Linked DNA regions of Homo sapiens: all the other regions are linked to region 7. The links are chromatin loops, found by intact Hi-C in ENCODE. Cell type or tissue: PC-3. All regions are shown on one strand. Region 1 overlaps LOC124900817 (a long non-coding RNA gene). Region 2 has its middle 90 kb from the start of HAFML. Region 3 overlaps NEIL3 (nei like DNA glycosylase 3). Region 4 has its middle 27 kb from the start of LINC02509. Region 5 has its middle 7.7 kb from the start of LINC02509. Region 6 has its middle 110 kb from the start of LINC02509. Region 7 overlaps VEGFC (vascular endothelial growth factor C).

Region 1 (4,000 bases), 290 kb after region 7:
ATTTGTAGCAGATTGATACCTTTACATGGCATGTTTTTATAATCATAGTCTCACACAGCTGCTATAAAAGTGAGGCAGCTCACCGTTTTATGTCTTTCTAGCCCATTTAAGCCATTTTCAAAACTCAAGTAACTGAATTTCATTCAAAATATACAATGTGTTACCAGAAAATCTTATTTATTCAGATATATTGTTGTATGACAACTTAGTAGGTGAGGATAGGCAAGCCTATATTTTCCATAAAAACCATTGAACAAAATAGAAAAGTAATTGATTTTTATTTTTGACTTTTACATTTAAGATAATTTATTTCACAGTCATTTAAGTTTTCATTGATACTTACCAGCTGAGAAAGCTGCCCCAAAGTAAGTGCTGCAAAGTTTTGCTACAGAAGTACTTCAATTAAATCCAACTAGACTTTATGGAGCAACTGTTTTGTGCTGAGCCCAGCGCAGGATACTCTGGAACAATACTAGAAAAATCACAAGCCTGGCTCCCACCCTCAAAGATTTGTTATCTAATTGGAAAGGCAAAAACATATATATGTAGCTGGGCATGGTGGCTCACACCTATAATCTCAGCACTTTGGGAGGCCGAGGTGGGCGGATCACCCGAGATCAGGAGTTCAAGACCAGCCTGGCCAACCTGGTGGAACCCCGTCTCTACTAAAAATACAAAAATTAGCTGGGTGTGGTGGTGGGTGTCTGTAATCCCAGCTACTCGAGTGGCTGAGGCAGGAGAATCGCTTGAACCCGGACAGCAGAGGTTGCAGTGAGCCACGATAGCCCCAGTGCAGTCCAGCCTAGGCAAAAATGAAATAAATTAAAAAATATATGTATATGTATACATATATATATGTGTGTGTGTGTGTGTGTGTGTGTGTGTGTGATTATATTTTATATGTTTTATGTATTCGGCACCACGTATGCTGCTGTAACATAAATTCATGTAATGCTATGCTTCAATGGAGGGTAAATGGACAGGAATTAATTTAAACCTGGGGGAATTGTTAACCGAAGAAAAGAGAGTTATGATTATTAAAAATATAAACCATAAAATAAAGTGCTCTATTTTTCAAAATTATAAGAGATTAGTCAAAACCAAAATAAAACTAGTCAAGAAAATGGCATGGCAGCTCCAGAAATTAAGAACATGCCACCAAAATAAATTTGTATATGTCAGCACATGAGGGTAAAATTATGGGTGTAATAAAATCATGCATTACTGATCTTGAGATGGGTAAATCTGAAAAATATATACGATCTTAACTATTAGGAGAAAGAAAGTTTATTGTGGAAAACAAAACACGGAGGATTGCATCATTTTACTATGCTATGATTTGCACTCATAAAACATGCTGAAAAAATGTTGCTTCTCTTAAAAATCCCTTTGTTTCCACCCACTAAGTAAGAATGTCATATTTCAGTGACTTTATTTGATGAGTCAGAATGAGATGTCCTATAAATGATTGTTTTTAGAAAAAGAGGCAAAAGAACACCCAGAGATCCTAGTTGTTTGGAGAATTGAAAAGATGTTATAGAAGGGAAAGAAATATATGGCCAAATACAGACTTATTAAATCAGAAAATTCAGAGTTTTCAACTTAGACTCATGGGTATAATAATAATAATGTCTATTATTATTCTCATATATATGATTCTAATATTCTATTACATATTTACTATTTTTTCTATAATATACAATTTATAAGATTTATGTCAGGAAATAATTTTAATGAATAATGAATTAATACATTTAATCCTAAATATTATTATATTAACATTGTATATTAATCTAGTTAATCAGTAATATATTATTTTATCATTATGAATGTATACTATCTACACTGTAACTCTCTGAGATAAGTCTTACACTTACCCCATTTACAGTGAGGGAATGAAGCCTAGAAATGAGAAGCGAAGTGCCCAAGGTTACACAGCTGGTGAGTGGTGGAGCTGGGATTGGAATCCAGGCAATCTGGCTCCAGAAAATGTGCTTTTAACACGTGCAGTCTCTCTCTCTGCACAGCAAACAGTCTCTGATAAAATGATCATTCTCACCAGCTTGCATCATGAAGTCAATGATACTCATGCCCTTCCTCTTACCGGAACTGTGGGCCCAACCCCGTTTATCACCAATTGACATCTATTTATTTTTCATATCTCAGGTCAAGTTTCATGTCAGGCATTCCCCAAACCCTGGTCTAAGCCTCTTTCCTCTGTTATATTTTACATAGTCAATTATTTTTCCTCAGAACACAGATCAGCTCATAGTAAGTCATGTGATCATTTGAATAATGTCTGTCTTCAACTCCAGATTCCATGATCCACTTGTGTAGCTCCTACCAACATAACTGTTACATAGTAGGAATCCCAAAGTATTTGTTCAATAAATCAATGGAAGAATAAATAAATAATACATAGATTAAACAGAGTAACTGAGCATACTTAAGTCCACTCATTCTTTAAAGTTTTGTAACTTTTCCAGGATGCTCTCTGTGGTTTCCCCAGTTGGAATCGATCATGTGGTCTCTCCTGAGCCCTCATTGCCCTTGTACCTGTATTTCCATTGTTCTCAGAGTCTGCTTTCTAGGACCTTTAATTCATCCATGTCCACCTCCCTTACAATAATATAAACCTCTGGAAGTCATGAGTGATGTCTTACTTGCCTTTCCGTTTTCCACAATGTCTACCTGGTATATTGAACACCAAAAATACTGAGATTTTTACTGAACTGAATTAGATAAGACTGAATTAGCATTACATGGTACCCTTCCTGTTTAATCTATCCCTTTTGGAGCCCAGACTTGGAAAGAGCTATGCTGGAGTGCCTAGAAAGAACTTTGTGCTTTGTTATAGCCAATTCAAAACAATGAAGTTCTGAATGTGCTTTGCCTGCACATGCTGTTCTACCATGTCAAATGTCCCATTTAACAGGGAAAATCTCTAAGGAAAAAGTGTTCAGATATGCAGACTAAATGCACTGTCTTATGTCTCTAAAATACAAACCACATGCTTTTTATGTTCTAACAGACTCTGGACTCCATCAGCAACTTTCAATACAGTGAACTTACAGTACCCTCAGTTTTGGAATTTAAAATTCATTGTTGCTCATATGCATGTCTTGATCCATACTAGGATTTCTGCTTTCCCAGGAGCGATGAAGGGGTTTCATGATTAATCTACACCTTCTCACCTCATCCCTTTGTGGGTAAAAGCATCTGGGAGATAACCATTTAGTTGTGCCTGTAGCCTGTGGCCATGGAACAAAAGTACCATCTACTGTTCCGCTTGCAGGCAGAGGCCAAACCCACCCCCTGGGTCTCATTAGCACCCATGTCCTTAACAACTGGACCAACCCATCCACACTTAGTTTATTCTGCTATCCACACAAAATACCACGTTAGAACATAAGCTCCTTGAAATCCCAAAAGGAGGCTGGAAATGATTGGCAGACCCTAATTGAAAACTACAATTTGAAATTATGGAATTAAGATAGCAAATGGTATGCCACATGCTGTTAAAAGTAGTGTTTTCAAAAGATAACTTCTTTTTCATTTTAATATCTAATTGCATAACATCAAAAATGAAAGTGGCTTGGTCATTGAATGCCTACTATCCAAGGAGCCAAGGACCACAGCCTGCACTAAGTCCCTTGTTGTTTCAGAGCCTTTTGGATGGAATCCACTGGTGGATTCGTCCTCAAGTGCTATGACAGAGAGAATTTCATCCCATTCATTTCATTGCGATCTGTGATCCCATATTCTTTTTTTTTTTTTAGATTTTTATTTATTTTTCTTCTCTATTACATTTTTTTTTATTATTATACTTTAAGTTCTGGGAAACATGTGCAGAATGTGCAGGCATAGGTATACACATGCCATGGTGGTTTGCTGCACCCATCAACCTATCATCTACATTAAGTATTTCTCCTAATGCTATCCCTCCCCTAGCCCCGATCCCCTTACAGGCCCTGGTGTGTGATGTTCACCTCTCTGTGTC
Region 2 (4,000 bases), 230 kb after region 7:
AGGAAGGAAGGAATTTTCATCTCAATCTTATCCAATAACGAGGTGTTTAATATTGTCATTTTATGATAATTTCTAATACATTGATGTCCATCTTGATCACAGACTTGCTAGAAACTAAAAAAGACAAATATATTTTATTTTTCATGTTGAAGTTAAAACTTACATTAGGAATCTAGGTCCCTTGGAGAATGGTGTGAAAATTGGTGTTTCAGATCTTTGATTTAGAAATTCTATGTGTAAGCAGAAAAATAACTGATGGAATGTTTTAAGATGAGATAATATATAAATGGCTCTTGGGCTATAAAACAAGGAAATATATTAATAGTGTTAGCAATTAGTGAATGTTCTCAAATCATTAAGATGCTTATTTTAAACTTCTATGCAAATCAGAGTAGACACTTACGTGTCACAGTAGGCTGTCTTCTGACCTGAGAATAAAGGTAAAATCAAATCACAATTATATAAACAGTCCTCTAAGATGCTGTGTCCTGTTTGCATTATCAGAATGACCTCTTATGTGAAGCAATTCATTTCCAATGTCCTTTATGGGTCATCAGTTGTGTATGAGTCATAGATGGCATATTCAAAAGGGGTTATTTCAGAGAGTTTAATAACAGGACAGAGTTAAGGAAAACAGACAGTGAAACATCCAAAGTTATCACCCATGGCTTGAAGGAGCAAAGAAACGGAGCCAGATACCAGATACCTGTGGCCTTCTGGGGAAGAATACAGTTGGGCCAACTCATGACTTGGCTCAGATGGAGAAGGAAAAATAAATACCTCTACACTTTTTTTCTTATCTTCATATTTCTTGTGGTGCTTCCCATTGGCCACACCAGCTGGAGGCCAAGGGGCATGGCTGGTTGATGGATTCCACAGAGGTCTGCTTCTCATGGTTCGGAGCAATGTGATGGAACTTGGAGGGCAAACAGTGATATCCAGAACAAAAGCTTTTCTAACAGGAATTTATTTTTTCATTCTTTTACTCCTGCCTTGTATGCATATTGTTGAGCACCAATTACATTCAAGATGCAGTACTTCTTATAAAGGTTTCTAGAGGAAGGAAAAAGAGAAAATATGCATATGAATTTATCTGTGTTCTCAAGGTGCTTACAGTATAGTAAGAAAAGTATACAACAGTGCAAGGCAGAATATAATATGCATAAGATAAATACAAAGAGTTGTTATGAGAATTAAGAGTAAAGAAGGAGGTCGGGCGCAGTAGCTCACGCCTGTAATCCCAACACTTTGAGAGGCCAAGGCGGGCGGATCACGAGGTCAGGAGATCGAGACCATCCTGGCTAACATGGTGAAACCCCGTCTCTACTAAAAATACATAAAATTAGTCTGGCATGGTGGCATGCACCTGTAGGCCCAGCTACTCGGGAGGCTGAAGCAGGAGAATCATTTGAACCTAGGAGGCGAAGGTTGCAGTGAGCCGAGATCGTGCCACTGCACTCCAGCCTGGGCGACAGAGCAAGACTCCATCTCAAAAAAAAAAAAAAAAAAAAAAAAAGTAAACAAGGAATGATTGAGGTAATCAGAAAGGTTTCATGAAAGGCATGACATTCGAAATTGGTCTGATAGGCTAGGCAAGGTCTGGACAGAAACAGATGGTGGATCTATCTCACTTGGAGGAACAAAGGGTGGGAGACAAGATGGTGTGAAGATGGAAGCTGTGTCTAGGATTATTCCAGTCGCATTGGAACATAGTGCACCTGTAAGGAAATAATGGGAGATAAAAATCAGAAACAAATCAGATAAAACCAGAATACCTATCCCATATAAACATACGTAAGCATTCATGTTCTCACTGGCACACACATTTATTAAAACAATGTTGTCATAGCGCAGAACTTCAGCAAGTCATTTTTTCAGGTAAATATAAATGCTGCAAAAATGAATTGTACACTGATATTAGTGTATCCCCTAGTGTCAGACAAAATTCCATATGCACACTGGGCTTTCCTTCATTCCAGCTTTGACATAAGCACTGTTTAAATGCGTGGTTTTGCTGCTAGGATCACAGCACCATCTAGTGTGTTCTTTTTCGTTACGAAGCTCAAGGACTTCTGATCTGTTTCTAATCCTATTAGAATAATCATAAAGGTACAAAAAAAAAAAAAAAACCCAAACTGCCATCCATTTTTGTCTTTAAAACATGCAGTTTAATAGATGGAAATTTGTTGGGATTTATTTCTAAAGAATCCCCAGAGAGAAAATTGTTCCGTCTCCTCAGTAACTGAGATGAAGAATGTGTAAAACGTAGTTTCTTGTCATGTTCCCGGTTTGCCAAATCTGGCAACCATAATGTAAAAAAAAAAAGTTTTTTCCATTAAAGACAAATGCCAATATTATTTCTAAGTACATGTTTTAACACTTAAACAATGCATATCCTTACACATTAAACATCAATGATGACTGTGTAGTTATATAACATAAAACTTAACATAAAAACCATAAATACTGTTTACTTTAGTCATTGGAATACGACGATGAAGCTTTCAGCCATATATAATAAACCAAAACGGAAAAATAATCAGATCATGCAACAGAGTAACTGACATGCCAGAGAATCAGTCTCATTTGTCTTGCTGTTGGCTGGCTTAACAGAAGACAGAGAATGATGGAAAGAGAAGAAGACAAGAGTCACCGAGTCACAGACAGAAGAGAAAGCAAAGAACAGGAAGCAGAAAAGGGGAGTGGGAATTTGGGAAGAATGAAAACCACTCATTTTATTTCCCCACTTTCCATCTTTGAGAATTTTAAATTTCAGCATCGGACTTGCAATCCTACCACGTTTTAAAATGAAGCCAATAATTTCCTATTTATCATTATCAAAAAGTGTAACAAAATGAAATAACTAAAAAGAATACGCCTAAGCAAATGATACTCAACAGGGACAATACTCATGCCTCTCCTAAGCGTATTGCAATGTACCCAGACAACATTTAGAGAGAGAATGCCGCCCACGCTTTGGTGCCACAGCAATTAAGCCACTTTCCTATTTAACTTTTTATCTGTTGATACATCTGAAAAGAGCTGATACTAGCTCAAATGAAAGCAAATCCAGCGTTTCCTGATTGGAATATTTCATGTGGAGAATACGTAGGTTGAATGTTAACAAAGAGCCGGTGTATTGAGACGATGTTTCCCATTGCTTTATACGTCGGTGCTTTCAGAACCACAGCTATGGGCAAGAACTTGCCCTTCAATTAGAGTCAGCTGCTACCCCGTAGGCGGTGGCTTGGCATGGTTATGGCCTCCTATGGCCATGTCTTGTTACAGGCTGAATTAACCGGGAGGAAATTTACACTATCTCCATCAAATATGCTCGAAGTAAATATGCTTTCAAGATCACAAAAACCTATATTAAACACATTTTTACTATAGGGGGTCTGGTTCTCCAGCTTCCACAGACATAGCAATCTCCCGGGGTGTTTAGAAATGGATAGCCCAGCGACTCACCCTCAGGCCAACTGAATCAGAATTTCTCTGGGGAGGGTCAGGAATTTGGCATTTTCAACAAGCTCACCAGGTGATTTTGAGATGGATCATTAAAAATAGGCTTTTATGAAAGCAACATGAATTCCCCTATATTTCTTATTGACCAATAGAAGGCTTTTCTCTGTATACTTTTCATAACCATTGTAGTTTGTCCTTTGAACAAGGGGTTGCATGTATCGATAGATTTATACTGCATCATGTTTTAGCAACTGTGATCCTTATAGTTTCTGATGCATCTACTCTAATTACAAGTTCAAAGTTTCAAAATCTTGATCTTCCATTCAAAATTATGAAAGCATATTTTGTTTACTGAAGACTGAATAAAGTTTAAAGTTTACTGAAGATACAAAACAGTTTGTTCAAGGTCCACTATACACTTCTACAAGACACACTCTTTCATTTCCTTCCTTTACATTCTCTTTGTTACTGGAAGCCCCTCATGATTATGTCTCATCCTCTGTCCCACCTTCTTGCTAACCCAATCACCAGGAAA
Region 3 (4,000 bases), 550 kb before region 7:
ACTGCTATGCAGCTGCTTTATACTACATAATCTTATAATCACATATACTGCTATGCAGCTGCTTTCTACTGCATAATCTTTCTCTTAGATTTCCCCCAAAAGGTCCTATGGCCTGTTACCAAGGTAACTGTACATTGGGGAAAAGAAAATAATCAGACTTTTCAAGGATTATTGGACACTGGCTCTGAACTGACACTAATTCCAGGAGACAAAAATATCACTGTGATCCACCACCAGTCTGGTCAGGTGATCAATGGAGTTTTAGCCCAAATACTTCTCACAGTAAGTCCTCAAACCTATCCTGCGGTTATTTCTCCAGTTCTGGAATGTATCATTGGAAGAGACATACTCAGCAACTGGCAGAACTACTACACGTGGGTTTAGTAAGTGGTCTATTATTTCACCAACTAGACATACAATCTGTAAAAAGATCTTGCTTTTGTTTTATAATATTATTTCTAAGTGAAGCAGAGACTTTTGAAGGTAGTTGCATTTTTTTCCAATTATTGACATCTCCTGGTACTCACTTTACAAACTAGGTTAAAGGTAAAGGCTAGATATTATTCCCTGAGCCAGAGATTTTCCACCTAAATTCAGAACTGGTCCATAAATCATCTTTGGCTCCCTCAGGTTCTTTGGTGACATTATTTACTATTTCCTTTCAAGGACTAAAATACTTTTGAGTCACGTTCTCTTCTGAATAGCCTGACAGTTATTCAGTTATATTCTCAGATTATTAGCCTTTTAGTTAGATGGTTAGGGCAAATGGTATCCCTTTAAATTCAATATCTTACCATATGTCAACATGTTGAGGATTTTCTTTTTGACAGTGAGGACAGAAATATGTCATTCTGTTATTGTCCCCAAAGCGGCACACAGTTATTCTGCAGTGGCACTGACCACAATTAGGACGCTTGTAAACCTTATAGTGTTTAGAGAGAGCAAGTCCTGCTTTACGGCACTAAAAAAAAAAAAAACCAAAAAATTCTGTTATCCACAAAACAGTGCTGCCAAGGAGCCAAAGACACATTCTCGAAAGTCACCTCTGAAAATCATCTGCTAAAAATTTACATATGTTTGTACATATGTCAATATAATCTTTTCTTTCATCAGAGAAAAAGGTATTGACAAGATTTGGTAATATTTGTCAAATAAAATTTGTGTGAAATAAGTCATTATTTAATGACATTAGTATTCAAAATTGCTCTTTGCATAGCTTTATCCTCTTATCTAAATGACATGTAAAAGTTCTATATTTAAAAATGTCTTTTACACTTTTAAGGCTTTTTAAATTAACCATAATTATATAGTTAAAAGAAAAAGGCTAGATTAGCTTGAAATCTGATTATTTTTAGAAGACTGAAACTGCTCACTCAGTTTCAACAACCAAAAAACTTAATTCTAGGGGACAAAATTTAATAAGAGCATTTTCTTTGTTGACCTGAAAAAGGATTTTTTTTTCCTTTTTAACCTTAGAGATTCATTAATAAAAAAAGAAAGAAAGAAAATAAACATTCAAATACCATCCTAGCAGAGAATATATTCCATTTTGGTATAAATTCTACTTCAAAAGATATTTTGATATATTTGGTCAGTTTTATTCCACTCACAAATATTTAAGGCTCCTACAAAGAAAATATCTTGAGTTTCCATCAGCACTGTGAAAATTTAAAAGCCCAGAAATATGGCTCACCACGTATGAGCTGAAAATTACACAATTTATATTAATTTAAGGAAAGTATTGAAAGACCCAATTTAATCTGGGTGGAAATGGGCAGTTTTCTATGGTCATCTTTTTCTGGAGGAAGAAGTAAGCAAATGCAATTTAAAAATAGCCATAGTTACTCAAGACCGATCTGCAGAGCAAGAGGTTCATTCACATTTTAGGCCAATTAATAAAGAATACTACAATACCTGACTTTCTGAACATAGTAAAAATGAAAATTTTGGATACAGAAAATGGACTGTGAAGAAAGAAAATACATATTTGCATTACTTTGTTTAAAAGATGTGTTTATTGAATTCTATATATGCATATAGTATATAACTTTCCACATTTACAAGTCAGCAAGTCCTTCCTTCTCAAAACTGTGGTAGACAGAGAAACATTATTATCCCATTTTACAGATGAAGAAACTAAACTTAAATAAAGTTATCCAAAGAATCTAAACCACACAGATAGTAGTAAGTGGCAAAGCTTGATTGAACCAAGGTCTATAGTCAGTGGCAAAGCCTGATGGAACTAAGGTTATCTGAAAGTGTTACTGTAGGTCAGCCTCTCTAGACTTTCTATATTTTATGTATCCAAAAATAGAAAAAGAGTCTGTGAAATGCCAACATGGCTGCTCCTAACTTGGTATAAAGATAATTGAATATGGTTATAGTTAGACGAGTTTGAACTGACCTATGACCTAGAATTTCAAGATGTTAATTACACCCACATAATGTCACTCTCCCTTAATGTACCTCCATGCTCTTTCCACTAGATGGCTATATACAGCTTTCACATTTTTTGGTGCACTCCAAAAGGAAACCACTGACATTTTACATTTTACACAGTTGAAAAATTTTGCTCTTACCCTGTAAAAGAGAATGCTGAAATCACGTATCATTTTCATGAGGTGATGGATCTGTTCATCTGTTAATTGACAAACCTTGAAGTGGAAAAAACAGCAGAGCCTAGTTTCATGACTTGCTCATTACTGTAAGAAATAATACGCCTTGCCAATTCTGTGAAAGAGAACTGTAAATAGATTTTGAATACAGCTGACCTTTGAACAACATGGGTTTGAACTGGGAGGGTCCACTTATACGCAGATTTTTTTCTGCCTCTGCCATCCCTGAGACAGCAAGACCAACCCCTCCTCTTCCTCCTCAATCTATTCAATGTAATGATGATGAGGAGCAATAACTTTATGATGACCGACTTCCACTTAATGAGTAGTAAATATAATCCTTATGATATTCTTCTGTTTTTTTAGAGACAGGGTCTCACTCTATTGCCCAGGCTGGAGTGCAGCAGCATCATCATAGCTCACTGCAGCTTCAAACTCCTGGGCTCAGCCATCCTTCCGCCTCAGCCTCCCAGGTAGCTGGGATTACAGGCGCAGACCATCACACCTGGCTCTTACCATATTCTTAATAACAATTTCTTTTCTCAAGCTTACTTTATTGTAATAATACATATGTAACACATAAAACATACAGAATATGTGTGAACTATGTTATCAGTAAGGCTTCTGATCAACAGTAGGCTATTAGTAGTTACGTTTTTGAAGAGTCAAAAATTGTATATAGATTTTCAATGGGAGGGGTTAGCACCCCAATTCCTGTGTTGTTCAAGAGTCAATCGTATATGAATATCTTCTAGAGCTCTATTTCTTACGGATCTATTTAGTACCATTAACAGTAGTTATATTTTGAACTGATAATATTACTGACAAAATATGATTCCTATTTATACATTTTAATTGTAAATTCAAGCATTTATTGAATATTTATTCTGTATTAGACATCTTCAAAGTCTCAGCATTGTCTATCAGACACCTTGAGAAGTCTTGCTGGACTCAAAAAAAAAAATTACCAAGAACAATATAAAACAGAAAGAAGGGAAGGGAAAATAGGCACAGGAGTAGATGACCACCAAGGTCACTATCGAGCTTTAGAAAAGATATGCATTTCTATACATGCATTAATATCAAAGTACTTATTAACACATGGAAGAGCTCAGACACAGACCTTACTGAAGAATTTTTTTCTGACACAGCCTAACATAAATCTCAGTGTTACCCTTGCAGAATTATTATTTGGCACATGTGCCGTCAATGGTAATCCCAAAAGAAACCCTCTGATGCCTCATGCTTGTTGCCTGTGTGTGAATATCTATATGTACAGCTGACCCTTCAACGACACAGGTTTGAACTGAGCAGGTCCACGTACATGTAGATTTTTTTCAATCAAACATGAATGAAAAATATAGTATTTGTGAGATGTGAAGCCT
Region 4 (4,000 bases), 110 kb before region 7:
CAGACTCTGTTTCTCAGAGGCTACAGATAGACATTGGTTTCTGACAGCTTATTAGTGTTTTCTTCCGCATTGTTAAACCTAATTGTTATTCTTTGGTTGATTACCTGTAAGACCAAGAGCAAGGATATGTTGCATCTGAAAGCAAAAACAAATTAACCTGAAAGCTAAATGTGGTAAAAACAATTTTTATTGAAGCTTTTCCAATGACTTGGTCTTATGGGCAAAACACAAGCCACACATCTTTGGACTAGTTGTATCACCTCCTGAGTTGTGGCCCTTGGAGACAGTGTTTGTTACTAGTCCACTGTACACACACATTTTCCATTGCTACCACACTTTCCTACCTCCGAGAGCAAATGTGTATCACAGAGGACCAATGGAAGAGCTTCTGAGATTTCACAGTCTGTCCATATAAAATGGCCAATATAGGCTTGTTCAACTATTGCTGTATGAGAAAATTGGCAAATATTTGACTAATTGGATAAAGGAGTGTAGGAAATTTGGATCATTTCAAGTTCTATGTATCATAATCTGAATGTTCTAGAATGATTGTTTACATTTGATTAAATGAACAAAACGGTTTCAACATATCCTTTCTTCTCAGTGTTAACATAAATCTTACCTTGAAAGTATTTGCAGTATTTATTTAAATGCTGAAGAAAGCTCTTTGTGTAACATGAGGAATAAGCCTAAGATAGTATAGTATTCTCCATTTTTCTATTAGTTTTTAATTTTATGTAAAAATATTTACCAATCTTCGGCACCAAAACTTTATATATATGAAAAATGTACCATGACATACTATTGGAAATGAAAACATTTGAGCCATCACATCTCAACAGACATTTTCAGAGTGAAAATCTATGCCAGAGCAAGCACAGCAGCATTCCCAAATAAAGTCCTTTGTGGCCAGTACGTTTAATACATAAAGCTCCCCAAATGATTGCTTTGTGAGGGGAATAAGAAACACACATGGTACAGACAGGTCCTTGCTGTATATTTTAGCTATAACTGATAGTGCATATGAGTCAATGATTACAGCTATGTATTATTTTATATGTCTCCTGTAATTTTGCCATATATTTAATTATTGCTTTAAATGAAGCAACTCAAATGCCTTTCTCTGTTTTGCAAAGAAAGGGCCTAAAGCTAGATCATAGAATTGTAATCCAGAGAGAATTGTAGTGCATCAAGCCTGGATAAATAGGCATTGTTTAGAAATTGAGCTCCAGCATTACACACAAAAATCATAAATAACTTAGGAATCATAAATAATCATAAATAATCTTAGAAATCACAAATAATCTTATAAATAATCAGAAATTATAAATAATTTTAGGAATATACTGTATATATGAGACTCCAAAACCAGTACTGCAAATCTGTTAAGTTGTAATTTTCCACTTTCTAAGCTATACAGTGGCTTCAGGAAAATGTAGTCCACCATCTTCGCTTTCATTTTCCTTTTAGATATGAGTAAGTGTGACAAATACATTTATGTTTCATTTCATTTTAATGATGTGATCTTCAAAACCACAGATTCACCCAAAGAGGAAATGACTATACTACTAATTCTAGCTGTTTTCATAGACAGTTCTGGAAATAGGAGTCACTGATGGGCAAGTCAGAGTCTGTATTTAAGCCACAGGCATGCTTTGTTTAACCATCACAATATTTTAGAAATTGAGAAATTTCATGAAACAGTCCTAATTCTTGACTTCTCTTGAAAATCAGAAAAACGTATCAACACGATCCACATTCCTATATGGCGACAAGCCGCTGGATGCAATGCATATCTGCCACAACCTTCACCATTTCTTTTGCCTTAAATCCAGCACCCTTTACTGATCCAAATTACCTGTAGATGTCTGAATCTGAGACTCCTGCAGTAGAGAACATTTTCTGGCTTGACCCATTTTTCCATGACTCTGTCTCTAACACTATTAGAACTTGGTAAGTAAATGTTTCACCACACATTTAATTGATATTTGCCATTTTCTTATTGATTAATTTTATATTGACTACCTAGAATCATGCAGCATGTGATATTGAAGAGAAGTCTAACATCTATAAGACTAAAATCTCCTTTTACCAATGAGAAACACTGAAACAGGGCTAGAAGTTGAGGCAGTATGTTGCTGGAGCCTAAAATATTCACACCAGCGCTGTCTGCATGCCTGTGGTTCAGTCCACTGCACAACGTGACCTATGTAAACTGTTCCTTGAACAAAATTGTGATATGGAATTTCTTTGGAATCTTAAATTGTGGAAACCAACCCCCTTCTGAGCCCATTCAATGCCAAGAATTTTAATTAAAATATAATAATAGTAATAATAAATTATAATTGTCAAAATTCCTTAGTAGTCTATTTCAATGAAGACGGAAATTTTATTTTTAGGCTTTTATTTTTATTTTTATGTTTTTGAGAGGGAGTCTCGCTCTGTCACCCAGGCTGGAGTGCAGTGGTGATCCCAGGTTCAAGCGATTCTCCTGCCTCAGCCACCCAAGTAGCTGGGACTACAGTCACACACTACCAGACCCAGCTAACTTTTTGTATTTTTGGTAGAGACGGGGTTTCACCATGTTGCCCAGGCTGATCTCAAACTCCTGACCTCAGGAGATCTGCCCGCCTTGGCCTCCCAAAGTGCTGGGATTACAGGCTTGAGCCACAGTGCTCTGCCTTGGTTTTTTTTTTTTTTAACAAAAGTGTGTATAGTGCAAAAAGTCATTTATCTGAAGGTAGCAAGCCTCTCTATATTTTTTTCTATATAGATATATATATATATAGAGAGAGAGAGAGAGAGAGATGTGTATATATATATACAAGATGTGAAAAAAATGCCTGATTTTCTTACCCCTATCTTCCCTAATGTTCTCACTTTCTATATTTTTAAAAGTTTAAAATGATAACGTGGAGGAGTGCTGAAAGATAATTGTTTAAATTTGTCAAAACCAAAGAACTGTAATGGGCTCGATTCTACTATCATTAGCTCCAGTGTATTTTATTATATGGCATGGCTGTTAAATGCATGAAAACTTTGATTTTTGATCTGTGCTTTTTAATTTATCACTTTAGTTTCTTAGTATAGATGAGTTTTATTTCCTTTTTAATTTCTTTTTTTTACAATTCAAGCATGTTGCTACCAGATGGAAATCATTTTAATAATATGTAGCTGCAATTCTTTTCTTTTCTTTCTTTTTTATTTTTTTTGAGACGGAGTCTCGCTCTGTCGCCCAGGCTGGAGTGCAGCGGCGGCTCATTGCAAGCTTCGCCTCCTGGGTTCACGCCATTCTGCCTCAGCCTCCCGAGTAGCTGAGACTACAGGCGCCTGCCAGCACGCCCGGCTAATTTTTTTTTTCTTTAGTAGAGACGGGGTTTCCCCTTGTTAGCCACGGTCTCCAGACCTCGTGATCCACCCGCCTCGGCCTCCCAAAGTGCTGGGATTACAAGCGTGAGTCACCGCGCCCGGCTGTTAGTTGCAATTCTTAAAGAAAAATTCAAATACTTAAAAGAACTATTGGAAATGTAAATGTAGAAATCCAAACCATGCCCAATCATATATAATATGACGCATCTCCCAAAATACACACACATAAACACACGCACACATTCACCTCCAAGCCCATGCACAATTATATATAATATGGTGCCTCTCCCAAAATACATACACATAAACACACACACACACACACACACACACACACACACACACATTCACCTCCAAGCCCCATTTCTCAAAGTTAATCCCTGTTAACAATTGGTATAATTTTCTATATTCTCTCTATAGATTTTAAAGATTTTTTTCACTCTATGATACATCTTAGCCATCTTTGAATATGTAGATATAGTTCATTTTCTCATGGCTATGTAGCATTTAATTGTGTGATAAACCTTAATTTATAAAAATGCTTCTGGTAAAAGATGAGTTCTTTTTATTTTTTATGGCAGGAGGTAGCTATTACAAAACATTAAGTGAATATGCTTGTATATACTATCTT
Region 5 (4,000 bases), 93 kb before region 7:
GTAGGACTCTCCATTCACTATCTTACTTAGTCTTCCAACAGCCCCATTAGAACATTATTATCATTGCCAAATAAATGAATCAATTTAAGAAGCCAAAGTATGGAGAAGCCAAAAGACTTCTCCAGCTCACACATGACAGTGTAGCGTAGCCCATACTCAAACCTAGACCAGGATTTTATTGAATCTCACTCTTGCTTTCCTAGAGAGCAGCCTTTCTAGCATCAGAAGAAAGCTTATGTTTGATGTGTGAGGACCAATTTTGCTACCAGTCATGCAAGAGTATTCAGAGTGGGCAAACCGGACATTCAGTCTTAGAAATTCATTGACTTCACACACAAATTAATTAAATTATTTCATTATAAAACAGTTTTCATTTGTTTTAAATATTATAAATTCTCATAAATTATGATAGTTTAAAGGAGACTTTGGCATCTGGAACACATAGCCCAAAATTATAAATTCCTATTAAAGGTAGAGATTTGAGTTATCTTATTATAATCTGTACCTGAAGTAGTCTGTGAAATATAAGAGTATTATTATTGTTATTGTTAACATATTGTAATTAAATAATAATGATTACAAAAAGCCATCATAATTATTATTTTATATATGAGAGCATGTATTATACACTAGAGCAGACACAATTACAAATTTCATTTTAGCTAAAGTATACATAAGTGTATTAAAGTATATATAAGTGTATAGCCATTTTCATGAAACAATAGTTTCTGCTTCTAGTTAAGATGTGTTTAAAGAATGACTACGAAATGGGAATTGGAGAGCAAATTTGTTTATTCAGATACTATGTATAGACCCTAGGTTGTAGGGAATGTCAGATTGATTTCCATATCACATGACTAACCAAGTCTAAATAACTAACACACAGCTAAAAAAAACTAAGCCTCCTACTTCAAATCCCCATTATATCCTAAACATCATGCTGCACTTGCAAATGGTGGGCATATTGGCTTGAGTACCATGGTATGGTTAAGGCTTACAAGGAGCTCTGTCTCCACAACATCAGAGAGGTAGCTCTGAGCACCGCAGAGGGTGATGCTGCAGTGGCTGGCCCTTCCTGCGATGTCCTGGCCTGGTCCCAAGACACAGAAGCAGGTCTGAACATCATCAGAACCACTCCTCTTGACGACAATTCAAGGGAAGTAATTTCCCCCTGAGTGGAAATAACAATAACTGCTGTTCTATTTACTCAAGGTTCTGCTGGTGAAATTGCTATCTTGGCCTCTTCCAGGTCAGAAGACTGTTAACTGTCTCTGAATCACGAAATTCTTTTTTAAAACCTCCATTCCATTCTTCAAATGTAGACACATTTTAGTTTTTGCTAAACATTATAAATCCATTTATAGCAATTGTGGTATTGTGGTTTTGAGGAGAGAGACACTCAACCTGGAAGAACAGTTATTCCAAGTGCATGACTGACTTGTTAACAGACTTAGCGTTCTAGTGTCATAAATGTACATGATTTCAGTAAGGTTAAGCCTTTCCTAAATGCTCTTTTAATGGCTTAGCACAGAAAACATTGACCTAAAGAGTCAGAGCTTATGCACTTCCTTCATTATGGGTGTTTAGGGTGACTTTTTAAATGGGGGTAACAATATATTTATATAATATTACTGAGCAAATAAACTCATTTCCTGGGAATGTGTGCATCTCGCAAGTTCCTGCCACTGAGCCCACACAGGGCACAACTCATAATGAATTTATCTACATTAAAGAAAGGATAAAGATCGGGAAAAATTTGTTCTCCGTTTACATACACGCTTAATAGAATCTACGGCTGCCTCTTGAAATACACATTTTAATACCGAAGGAGCATCCCACAAAACATCTACAGGAACATGAAACCTATGTTAGGAAGCAAAATTTGGCTGGACATGCTAAAGTGCCTAAATGTAGGGCTATGTGCAGACAGAAGAAAAACAACAATATATTATTGCTCTCTCAGCCCAAACAGAATATGCTCTACCTTATTTTCATGTTGATTTTGGCATGAACCGCAATATTCCCAAGTCATTTTGAAAGACAGTAATAGGAGAATTTGTGTTGACATTAGACCAGATAAAAAGTAAGGATAAAAAGCAGTAGCCAGAACTAATGTTTACTCTTGGCTATCGAAGCTTTGCTAATCTCAGCTAGCAACAGGCAATTCGCCTCGGAAACACATACTCTCTCTTAGTAAGTGGCAGAAGCTGGACAAATCTAGGGAAAGCAATAGGACACGTGAAGTGTTAACACAACTCCACACCGCGACATTTTAAGGAAGAGTGCAAATAAGTCCTATTGGGCAGTTCCTTCTTCAGCTTCTGGGATACCTGCAGTGTAGAATCTGCCCAGCCTTTGGAACAAGCTTTGGGAAGTAAAACACTTTTAAGGAATGTTTTTCCGGCTGGGCACGGTGGCTCACTCCTGTAATCTCAGCACTTTGGGAGGCCGAGGTGGGTGGATCACCTGAGGTCAGAAGTTCGAGACCAGCCTTGCCAACATGGTGAAAAACTGTCTCTACTAAAAATACAAAAAATTAGCAAGGTGTGGTGGCGGGAGCCTGCAATCCCAGCTACTGGGGAGGCTGAGGCAGGAGAATCGCTTGAACCTGAGAGGCGGAAGTTGCACTGAGTCGAGGTTGCACCATTGCACTCCAGCCTGGGCAACAAGAGTGAAACTCCATCTCGAGAAAAAAAAAAAAAAGAATGTTTTCCAAGGGAATCAACAAATGTGGCTTTAAGAGTAGAATTTTCTCCAAGCTGAGACTATGCTGTCTAAATTAGTTTCTTTGGTTGCTATTCAGAGATCTAAATTCAGGAGCCTAATGACATCTAGATTTTTCTTAGTAATTCAGAAGCCCTAAAGATAATATCAAGAATAAATAGGCATAATCACACATAGCTATGTCTACAACATCCCAGTCTAAATATATCAATGTATTGTACTGACAGTACCTAAAGGAAACTGCCAATTGCCTCCAAAACTCACCCAGACAGACATTGTTTCAAGTGACCTGGCTTTATGAGGATGTGGTCGGCTGAATAGCAGTATAATTGCACTGAGGTAATCATGGCCGATCCAAGAAACATTGCTATTCCCAGTGAAATTTCCATTGTCTGTCAATGTATGTGAAAAATAGAAACAATTATAGCAAGTTTTCTTAAAACTATATTTGTTCAATGTAATAAACAATTTTTAAATTTGAGATTATGCTATTCTATTTCTTGTATTAAAAAATCCTCTTCTTTAAAAAAAGATGGTTTGAAAAAGTTTTTATTGGTTTGCATTTTACATCTTTATTTGGCAAAATAATGATGTCTTATTTGACAATCTTGTGTCAGTTCTATTTTTATCTTTATAGTTTATTGGTTGATAAAATTTAAAAGCTCAGAAACTATTTCAAATGGTAGCTCTAATGACAAAAATTTGGCCTTTCACACTTTCCAAATTAAGCACAGGAAACAGTTTACAGAGCAGAAGAATGAACCTTTGTAAACTAGAGAGTTGCATACATATGTGTAAGAAAGTTTTGAAAAGTAAGCACTGTGCACATTAAAATAGTGAGATGACATTTTCCTTGTAAAAAAAAATTGGTAAAATTAAAAAGGAATAATAACACTGGTGCCAAAGTGGGTGAGAGGAACAGGGAGAGGAATAGGGATTCTCACACACCACAGATGGCAATAAAAACTGGAATGAGCGTACCAAACTTCTGTTTGTTATTGGTTATCAAGACATGTAATTCTGCAGTAGCTCCATAGATGTCTATAGGTAGGAACTGATTTCAAATAATTGTTATGGATATATCCAGTGACTGAGCTACTAAGAAGTTCTACTCAGAACTGTTCATATTATTAAAAAGATCAGAAAATATCCCAGTGTACTGCAACAGAGACCTACTTTAAAAAGTATGGTGTCCCTAAAATGGAATATTACACAGCATTAATATAATACAAAAATGTGTAATAATTTTGAAAAACTCTTACAATGTATTGTTAAA
Region 6 (4,000 bases), 200 kb before region 7:
ATGAGAAAGTGAGCTATTCTGTTTCCTAAATCAGTGGCTCTCCTCCTTACACAATTTATCCAATAATTTAAGTAATTATTAGATTATTGCATAAAATTCTTCCTTTTCAAATAATTCCTGTATTTTACATAAATTGTCTTTTAAGTTTTCTGCTTTAATATTCCATTCCTCTACTCCATTCAGCTCTTTACCATCAGAATGTAAGTTTGAATGTTTTTATCTGCCATGAAGTTCTCTAATGTCTTATTCTTGTTTTTTAAAGGAAATATCCTCCCACAAAGTGCCTAAAAATCTGCATTTTTAAACTGAAAGGAAAACATTTTAAATTTAATATTTTACTAGAAATAATTGCTCACATCATATATCTTATGTTAAGAATGACTGGCGATGGAGGCAGGAACATTTAAGATTCTCACGAAGATTTTCCCTTCAATGTCCCCTACTGTAGTGCTTCCCCTCAGGCCCTATCTGACTGCCATTGCAGTGAGCAACTGTGGATTGAGAATATATTGAGCCACACACTGAGGATATATTAAGCACATATTGAGAATTACTGAGCGAAAGAAAGCATGGTCAGACAAACTTTGAAACAAAGGAGGAGTTGCCAATTTCTGAACAGAGTTAAGTTATCATTATGAAATTGCATTTCCCATTTGTTTAGACAAATAAAACAGCTGGGTTGGACATCTTAAGGTTGCCTAATGAGAAAATAAGGGCTTTTTGTAAAGAATTGATATTTCTAAAGTATTAAAAGACCTGCTGCTTAAGACTTTTAGAGTTTTTTTCTGCAAAAGGCTATACATAGAGGTTTTATTATCTCCAAGAGCCACACTTCCATTGATACCAGAAAATGAGTGTTCTTTGAATTTTCTACCAGCAAAATCAATGTACTTTTCTTTCTCAGAATCTGTGTAGAAAGTAGCACTCTTTAAAATAAAAAAAATACTGTCTACATAAAGAAGTATAAATAAATAATATTGGAAGCTGTTTATGGGAAATACCAAGTGGCTATCAGTTAATATACCTAATTTAGGGAATTCATCCCTCTCTTGGGTCTGGTCTTTAACATTGTAAAATCAGACACATAAATATCAATACTCAAGGTAGATTTGCCTTTCTAGAGCACAGTTCCATTTTCAAAGCTTACAGGTACACAGGAATATAATTAGGAAAGTAAAAGAAAGAAAGGAAGATGAAGAGAGAAAGAAAGAGGGAGGAAAGAAGGAAGGAAGGAAGGAGGGAGGGAAGGAGGGAAGGAAGGAGGGAGGGAAGGAGGGAAGGAAGGAGGGAAGGAAGGAAGGAACTTGCTTAGGAATAATTAATACACTTTCTCCCTCAAAAAAAAACCATCTGGAAAATATCTCATGACTAGAAAGTTACTCAGTAAGCAGGGAATCAGAACAAGGGTAATTAAAAAATTATTTAAATATTTACTATCTTGTGCTTTGATATTTTGATGGATAAATCCATCATCATAGTATTAGGGAGGGACCAACAAGGGCAACAAAAACCACTCAGTGTTTGAACAGACGTAATTTAATCCATGATTACACAGCTAGTGGAAAGACTGACTAACCAGCAGGCAATGTTAGCAATAGTAGGAAGTTATAACCTTCCCTAGGCTAGAGACAGACAAAAGGAAAAGGCCAGATTATAGAACCTGATGAGTCAGCCAGCCATGAGTGCAACTATAGTGAGTCTATCCAGTGGGAGCTAGAGCCATGGAGGAGCAATCACTTCCTGAGATATGATCCAAGGAGGAAAGGGAAGGGAAAAATACACTGATTTCTCTCTTATTCTCACCTTCCAATCTCCTGACAATGCATGTCATCTACTGAACCCACCCACAAATCAGCTCTTGAATTGATTTTCAAGCCATTTTTTTCTTTACTCTTTGGAAGTTATTCACTGCCTATTCTTTTGGCAATTTCTCTAGAAATTTTAATATGCAAACTTATCAAAATCTAAAATTAATTAATATCTTCATATTTTCCCCAAACAATGTGATTATGTTCACCCTTCTTACTTTTTATGTAATTTTAGATATTTTAAATCCCATATAACATTGTCATTATTTTATACATTATTATTTATTACATTATCATTATTATTTTACTATTTATGTAGTAATAATTGTCATAACATACACACTATATTCCCAGTACTTTACTAAGTACTTTACTGTTTCATATCATTCTTATGATTACCCATGAGAGAGGTGACTTTATTATCACCACTGTACAAATGAGAAAACAAAGGCATATTGAGGTTTATTAATTTGCCCATGGTCATACCAACTAAATGATAGTCATATTTTCAATTCAGGTTGTTGGCTTCAGAGTCCAATCCCCTAATCACTCTGTAGAGTTTCTGCCTATGAATGTTTTCTTACATTTTCCCCACATATTTGCAAATTTCAAGCTTTAGCATCTAACATCTCAGCCCATCTATCTAAAAGCATTTTTTCCACCTAAATACCTTACTGTAGATTTGCTGGTGACAACCTTAGGTTTTGGTTGTATGAAGTGGTCTATATATTTCCTTCATTTTTGAGAAAGATTATTTTTGTTGGCTGTACTATTCTAGGTTGACAAGTATCTCCGTTCAGCATATTGAAGATATTATACCATGTATAAGTTTTCATTATTTTCATAAGGATGTCAGCTGTCATTCTAATTATGGCTCCTTTGTCAGAATTTCTCTTTGGCTGCTCTAAATGTCTGGCCTTTGTCTTTGATAGATTGTAATCTGACTATCACATGTTGTTGGATTCATTTTTTATTTTTATTTAAAAATCAAGTCTTTTTGAATCTGCATTTGGTGTCTTTCAAGTTCTTGAAAGTTCTCAGCCATTATACCTTTAGCTAATACCTCTGTCCTAGTCTCTCTCTCCTCCCCATCCAAAATATTAAGACTTAACTCTCCCATAGCTTTAAGATTTGTATCACACTTTCCATTTCTTTTATTACTTTGAAATGAATTTTGGATATTTTCTCCAGTTTTTAGTTTGGATTAATAAAATTCTAAACTTCAAGTTTTTTTTTTTTAATTTTAGGATTTCTTTTGATTCTTCTCCCAATCTTCTTGTGCCTTATGATTATTTAAACTTTTTTTTCTACTTTTATAAAATGTTTATAATTCCCATTAATGAGGACTTTGCAGGCCAGGTTTTGCTGTTTGTTATTTCTTCCAGTGTTGCTTATGGTGCTTTGTTTCTTTATATGTTTCTGTGATTTTATTTTCCTATGAGGTGCTCACTTTGCCTTGACATTTTACATGTTGAAAACTTTGAGGTCTGGAGTGTTTTTTCTCCAGAACAGATTTAGTTTGCTTCTGCTAGGACAGTCCAGAAACAGTAAGTAAAATTTACAGTTTTAGTTTGTGTGTGTGTCTCAGATAGTGTGACTTCAGCCTGGCATCTGTGAAGATAGGCGTATTTTTACATGTTTTCAAGGGGATATATTTTCCCTTCCCAACAGGAAAACTATGACATTGCAGGCCTTTTCCTTGAAGTTCTTTGTGGTTAATTGGGGTTATTTCTAGTTCCCCCTTATTCTCAGATTATGGCTTTTTTGGAATCCAGTAATTAGTAGGGTAGGAAGACTGTTATGACTTCTACGCATAAAACTTTGCAAAGTATATGAAAACTAGTGTTTAGATTCACTTGGTTTAGAAAAAAATTCATTTCACAGACTTACCATGTACCCACTGTTACCTAAGCTGTAACCTTAGTATTTTTTACTTTCTTGCCAACATATGGATAAACTAAGAAGATATATTTCATACTTAAAACAGAAAATTTTGTTGTTTAACTAGGATGATTAGTCTACCAATATATTCCACCAAATAGACGAAAAAGGATAAGAATCATATTCTCCTCAGGTGATATCAGTTGCATTATACCCAAAGGAGCTGTGAGCCCATCTGTGCCTCAAAAAAAGTATCCATTTCTATTTATTTTATAATTCACTCATCATGAATTGACTTTTAGAGTTTCTCA
Region 7 (4,000 bases):
GAAAGTTGTTACTAGAGAGGCAAGCAAGTTACACGAGTGAAGGGCCCGGAGAGGTGCCCAGTGAGAGATCCCGAAATCTATTTCAGACTGGTTTCCTCTGGGGCAACCAAGGGGTCTTGAACCCTGCCCAGTCAGCGGGGCTCTGGAGAGTATGAGTTCATTTTGGTCGGGAAATGCTCGTTTCTTTCCCCAGCTGATTCATGGGACTCCAAACAGATTCTGGGACACTGGTGATCAGTCAACCCAGCCTTACTTTCCTGGAGTGTTCATAGTCTGCAGAGCACCAGGCGCTGTGAGCGACTTTAGAAAAAAAGTGTCAGGGACTTTAGTAACCAGGCTCCAGAGCTTTCAGAGTTCACTTGAAGTTGGTCAGACTTGAGATGTAACGGGAGATTAGAGTCAGTTAGATCACAATCAAGCAATGCAAGGCTTGTTTCAACTTTATAAGCTCTTCATTCCTAAAATCTGGTCATGAGATACTGCAAACTAAGTTTTTTTTTTTCTTGTTTGGGTTTTTTGTTTGTTTTGTTTTCTTTTAAATAAGAGGTGTTTAATCCTTTGCCTGAAAATGTTGCCAAAATACTTTTGAGGCATCCTGATTTTGAAAAAGGATTTGTGTGTGTTCCTACTTCTTACTGGCTCTTCCAAAAGAGTATATCTTTATCTAAAAAGTTCATACCTGCCATAACCATATAGAGTATGCTTAAGAGAGTTCCTAAAGAAGTTATATTCGACATTTCAGTTCAAACACTTGCAGTACCCCTTGCTGGAACTATACTGCGGTAGTTTATTTCAACTGGTGGCAAGTGGAGAGGTACCTGTGGTGTGTTACAGTCAACTTTAATTTGACTGTTGATTAACACATACACAATGTGTAGAAAATAGCCTTATATTTTGAAATATTTTATTTATATTTATATTTTGAAATACACTTAAAGATTGAGAAGACTAATTTTTGGAAATCAAACTACCTTTGCATTTAAATTTTGGGAAAACATTAAAATGTTGGAATGTGTAATAATTTAATATAGGGGTTAAAGGAATGCCTCTTGAGTAAAAACAATATACATGAAATAGAACAGACTGCATTCTGTGAATCACAAAAATAATTTTCAGTGCCTATACTTACATTGCCGTAACTATAGTGATGAAAATATCTTTCTGTTCTTAAATACCGCAGAAATGTAATAATCGGCTCAATAACGCTTCTGATAATTTGAGTCCTTGATTTTGCAGTACCTATTTGCTATTTCTGCAAAGTCAAAACTAGTAAAAGTATGATTTAGTAAGGCAACATCTCTGTATTGGTTACGGTCACTTACTTTGGTTTACAGTAAGAAAATGTGCAGTAGAGAGTAAAATGAGAAACATTCCCTGATAAGCCAATAGCCTGTATGAGAGTCACTCACTGCTGGGTGAGTCTAGAATTAATGTACCTTGAGTGTGTGTGTGTGTGTGTTTACGTGTGTTATGTATAGGTATGGGATTGGAGGATTAAAAAAGTTAACTTATTTTTAACTTTCAAAAGTGTCTTCGTTGGTGATGTAAAATTTGCCATTGGTGATATGGCAAATTTTACCATTGCTGTGAAAATCACTATGCATTTTTGTTTGCAAATGTCGCTTTTCATATTTAACCATTTTTATATTCTGTATGGTGAATATGGGTTAGTATTCTGCATGTGATGTGGGTTCCTTTCCTATGTGATGAAACATCATTTCCCATATGAAACATCATCTCTGAGTTCCATAGACCACAAAGCAGTATTTCATTGCTCCATTAAAGTGTCGTTCCCCAGTGGGTGAATAGAGCCTTGACAGGGCATGTGTCATTAATGCATTCAGTGAAACTGCTGTGTCCTTGCTATGAAACATGTCACACAACTGCCAAGAAACTGATATGAAGACTCTATGTCTCTCCCTAGTGGCCTGTACAAGCACCACATTTAGATTTAAGCACTAGAGAAGAACTGGGGAGAAATCAATTGTTAATTTTCTATAACTACATGAACCCCAAGAAAATATTTCAGAAGGTAAACAGAAGATGCTAAATATCTATAATCCCAATAGATGCAATGTTTTCATAACTTTCACCTAGGAACTTTTTTAATATTTAAAAAATCAAAAATAGCACACAAACTATGAACCAAGGTTAGCCATCCAGCCCTTCAGCCCACCCGTAAAGCCATGCAAAAGATTGTAGGTAAAAATCACAAATAGAATGAAGATCTCCTTATTCCTCGACTTATATTTGCATTTACTGGATTCCTATTTCTAGTTATTTGTGGTTGCATGACTTACTGAAAAGTCTTAAAATGTTTCTCTGAAGGATGTTAACACAAACAAGACAGTGTCAAAAAAGTAAGGCAGGCAAAAGTAAAATTAACTGGACATGATGGGAACAAAAGAGAATAGCAAGTCTGAAGCTGTTCTATTTACAATTTTTCTTATAGTATATGATTATGTTTGTCAACATCTACTCTTATAAGAGATTTCTGACATTCCTCTGAGTGATGCTACTTATATGAGGTTTTAGATATAGAAAGTTCAATTCATCTTTCATTTTGATTTCCACTCCATTATAGTCTTCTGAACTATGAATATCTGATTGATAGCTATTTATTCACAAGACAGTTATCAAAATTGCTTCATAGAAAGCAGTTAATTACTGATCTTAGTGGCATATGTCTAAGACCCGTAGATCTCTAATCCTGTCCTTTTCAGTTGAGTTGAGAAAGACGGAGGGTAGTGGATTTAGATTTCATTTTGGACTTCCAGTTCTGGTTCCGGTTCCTCTTGAGAGGAAGGTCCTGGCCTCCTAGTTATCTCCATGTGTCCAACCCAGAATGCTGTTTCTCAGCTCTTGCTGGGGTTTTCACCAACAGAGGAACTGGCGTGAGACTAATGAAGGTTTCCCGAATCCCTGGGACTGTGCTTGCCTGCTTGCCTTTGGCAGTCCTGGGGTTGTTATTGAGAGTAGGAGTTTATAATCATTATCTGTGATGTTCATAACGTGTGTTAAGCACTTCGCAAAGAGCTTTGCAAGTTAGTTTTGTTTTTCACTACACCTCCATAATATGGACATTATTTTATTTCATTAAGGATGATGAACCCAAGATCTGAATGACTTAACCAGGAAAAAGAATAGATGTTTTTTTCCTTTTTTTCTTTTAAAAAAAGTTTTATGGCATATACCAACAGTCCCCGACTTAGAATGGTTCTATTTAGGACTTTTGGACTTTACAATGGTGCAAAGTCGATAGACATTCAGTAGAAACCATACTTCAAGGTTTGAATTTTGATCTTTTCCTGGGCTAATAATATGCAGTAAAATACTTTCTCTGGATGCTGGACAATGGAAGTGAGCTGTGACCAGTCAGCCATGTGATCGTGAGAGTAAACAACAGGTACTCTACTGTATATTAAATATATTTTCAACTCAGGAGGAATTTGTCAGGATGTAGCCCCATCGTAAATCGAGAAGCATGTATGTTTTAGAGAAATGTGGTAATGGGTTTGGGCCTTTGGGCCTGTGATTCAGACTCCTTTCAGCCCCTCTGCTGGTCTCCTTTGGCACACTATAGCAGCGTGCAGGAAGGCAGAGAAAAGCACTGCGTGTGACTTTGCAGTTAGGGGCACCTTGTTGCATTTATTTAGGTCCTAATTCCCCACAACGGGACAAACGGAAATAAACCCAGACTTTCTTCCAGGCTTTACCACATGGTGTTCGTTTGACTAAAGATAAATTATAAATGACCTAATCCATGGTAATATTATAAGAACGACTGCTTAACTGGAGGCTTAACAAGATTTTCTGACAAACGGTTTTTCAAAGTTGTGCTCAAGTAACTTCAGTGAAAGATTGTGATTTTACCTCTGCCAAATGACCTTTCACAAATAAGTGGATTTGGAAAGAACAAATTTAAGTTGGCAGAAGCGTTATACTTCCTCTGACTTCTGAGCATATATTGTTTCACCTTTCACCAGTTACATTATTCCTT

What was found. Hi-C counts contacts between places; a loop is a spot of excess contacts. Peaks named below come from ENCODE experiments on the same cell type or tissue, not always from the same donor. Only the 100,000 strongest peaks of a DNase experiment are listed, where the experiment ranks them.
Region 1: it touches region 7 in a loop (4-fold over the local background); 2 of 110 quality-filtered maps call a loop at or near these places.
Region 2: it touches region 7 in a loop (5-fold over the local background); 27 of 110 quality-filtered maps call a loop at or near these places.
Region 3: it touches region 7 in a loop (7-fold over the local background); 8 of 110 quality-filtered maps call a loop at or near these places.
Region 4: a loop joins it to region 7, with 5 times the contacts of the local background. A loop is called at or near these places in 8 of 110 quality-filtered maps.
Region 5: it touches region 7 in a loop (8-fold over the local background); 6 of 110 quality-filtered maps call a loop at or near these places.
Region 6: a loop joins it to region 7, with 5 times the contacts of the local background. A loop is called at or near these places in 2 of 110 quality-filtered maps.

What each region holds. Positions count from the first base shown.
Region 1 is chr4:176,497,102-176,501,101 of GRCh38, reverse strand. All of the region lies in intron 2 of LOC124900817 (a long non-coding RNA gene), which reads right to left. Among named protein-coding and RNA genes, the nearest start is that of HAFML, 160 kb to the left of the region's middle. In PC-3, no CTCF peak of the experiment used is centred here; DNase peaks (open chromatin) are centred at 1,411 and 2,071; H3K4me3 peaks cover 335 bases; H3K27ac peaks cover 2,977 bases.
Region 2 is chr4:176,561,794-176,565,793 of GRCh38, reverse strand. No RefSeq gene overlaps it. Among named protein-coding and RNA genes, the nearest start is that of HAFML, 90 kb to the left of the region's middle. In PC-3, a CTCF peak has its summit at 2,044; no DNase peak of the experiment used is centred here; H3K4me3 peaks cover 307 bases.
Region 3 is chr4:177,338,437-177,342,436 of GRCh38, reverse strand. NEIL3 (nei like DNA glycosylase 3) reads right to left here. Exons shown (of 10, transcript NM_018248.3): 5 at 2,580-2,654; 6 at 795-961. Among named protein-coding and RNA genes, the nearest start is that of NEIL3, 31 kb to the right of the region's middle. In PC-3, a CTCF peak has its summit at 2,491 (motif pointing right); no DNase peak of the experiment used is centred here.
Region 4 is chr4:176,900,701-176,904,700 of GRCh38, reverse strand. No RefSeq gene overlaps it. Among named protein-coding and RNA genes, the nearest start is that of LINC02509, 27 kb to the right of the region's middle. In PC-3, no CTCF peak of the experiment used is centred here; DNase peaks (open chromatin) are centred at 1,560 and 3,470; H3K4me3 peaks cover 1,067 bases; H3K27ac peaks cover 3,711 bases.
Region 5 is chr4:176,881,417-176,885,416 of GRCh38, reverse strand. No RefSeq gene overlaps it. Among named protein-coding and RNA genes, the nearest start is that of LINC02509, 7.7 kb to the right of the region's middle. In PC-3, no CTCF peak of the experiment used is centred here; DNase peaks (open chromatin) are centred at 1,196 and 1,556; H3K4me3 peaks cover 1,695 bases; H3K27ac peaks cover 3,827 bases.
Region 6 is chr4:176,986,046-176,990,045 of GRCh38, reverse strand. No RefSeq gene overlaps it. Among named protein-coding and RNA genes, the nearest start is that of LINC02509, 110 kb to the right of the region's middle. In PC-3, no CTCF peak of the experiment used is centred here; a DNase peak (open chromatin) is centred at 1,615; H3K27ac peaks cover 2,530 bases.
Region 7 is chr4:176,787,992-176,791,991 of GRCh38, reverse strand. The region is part of intron 1 of VEGFC (vascular endothelial growth factor C); the gene reads left to right. Among named protein-coding and RNA genes, the nearest start is that of VEGFC, 2.9 kb to the left of the region's middle. In PC-3, a CTCF peak has its summit at 1,943; a DNase peak (open chromatin) is centred at 1,821; H3K4me3 peaks cover 4,000 bases; H3K27ac peaks cover 4,000 bases.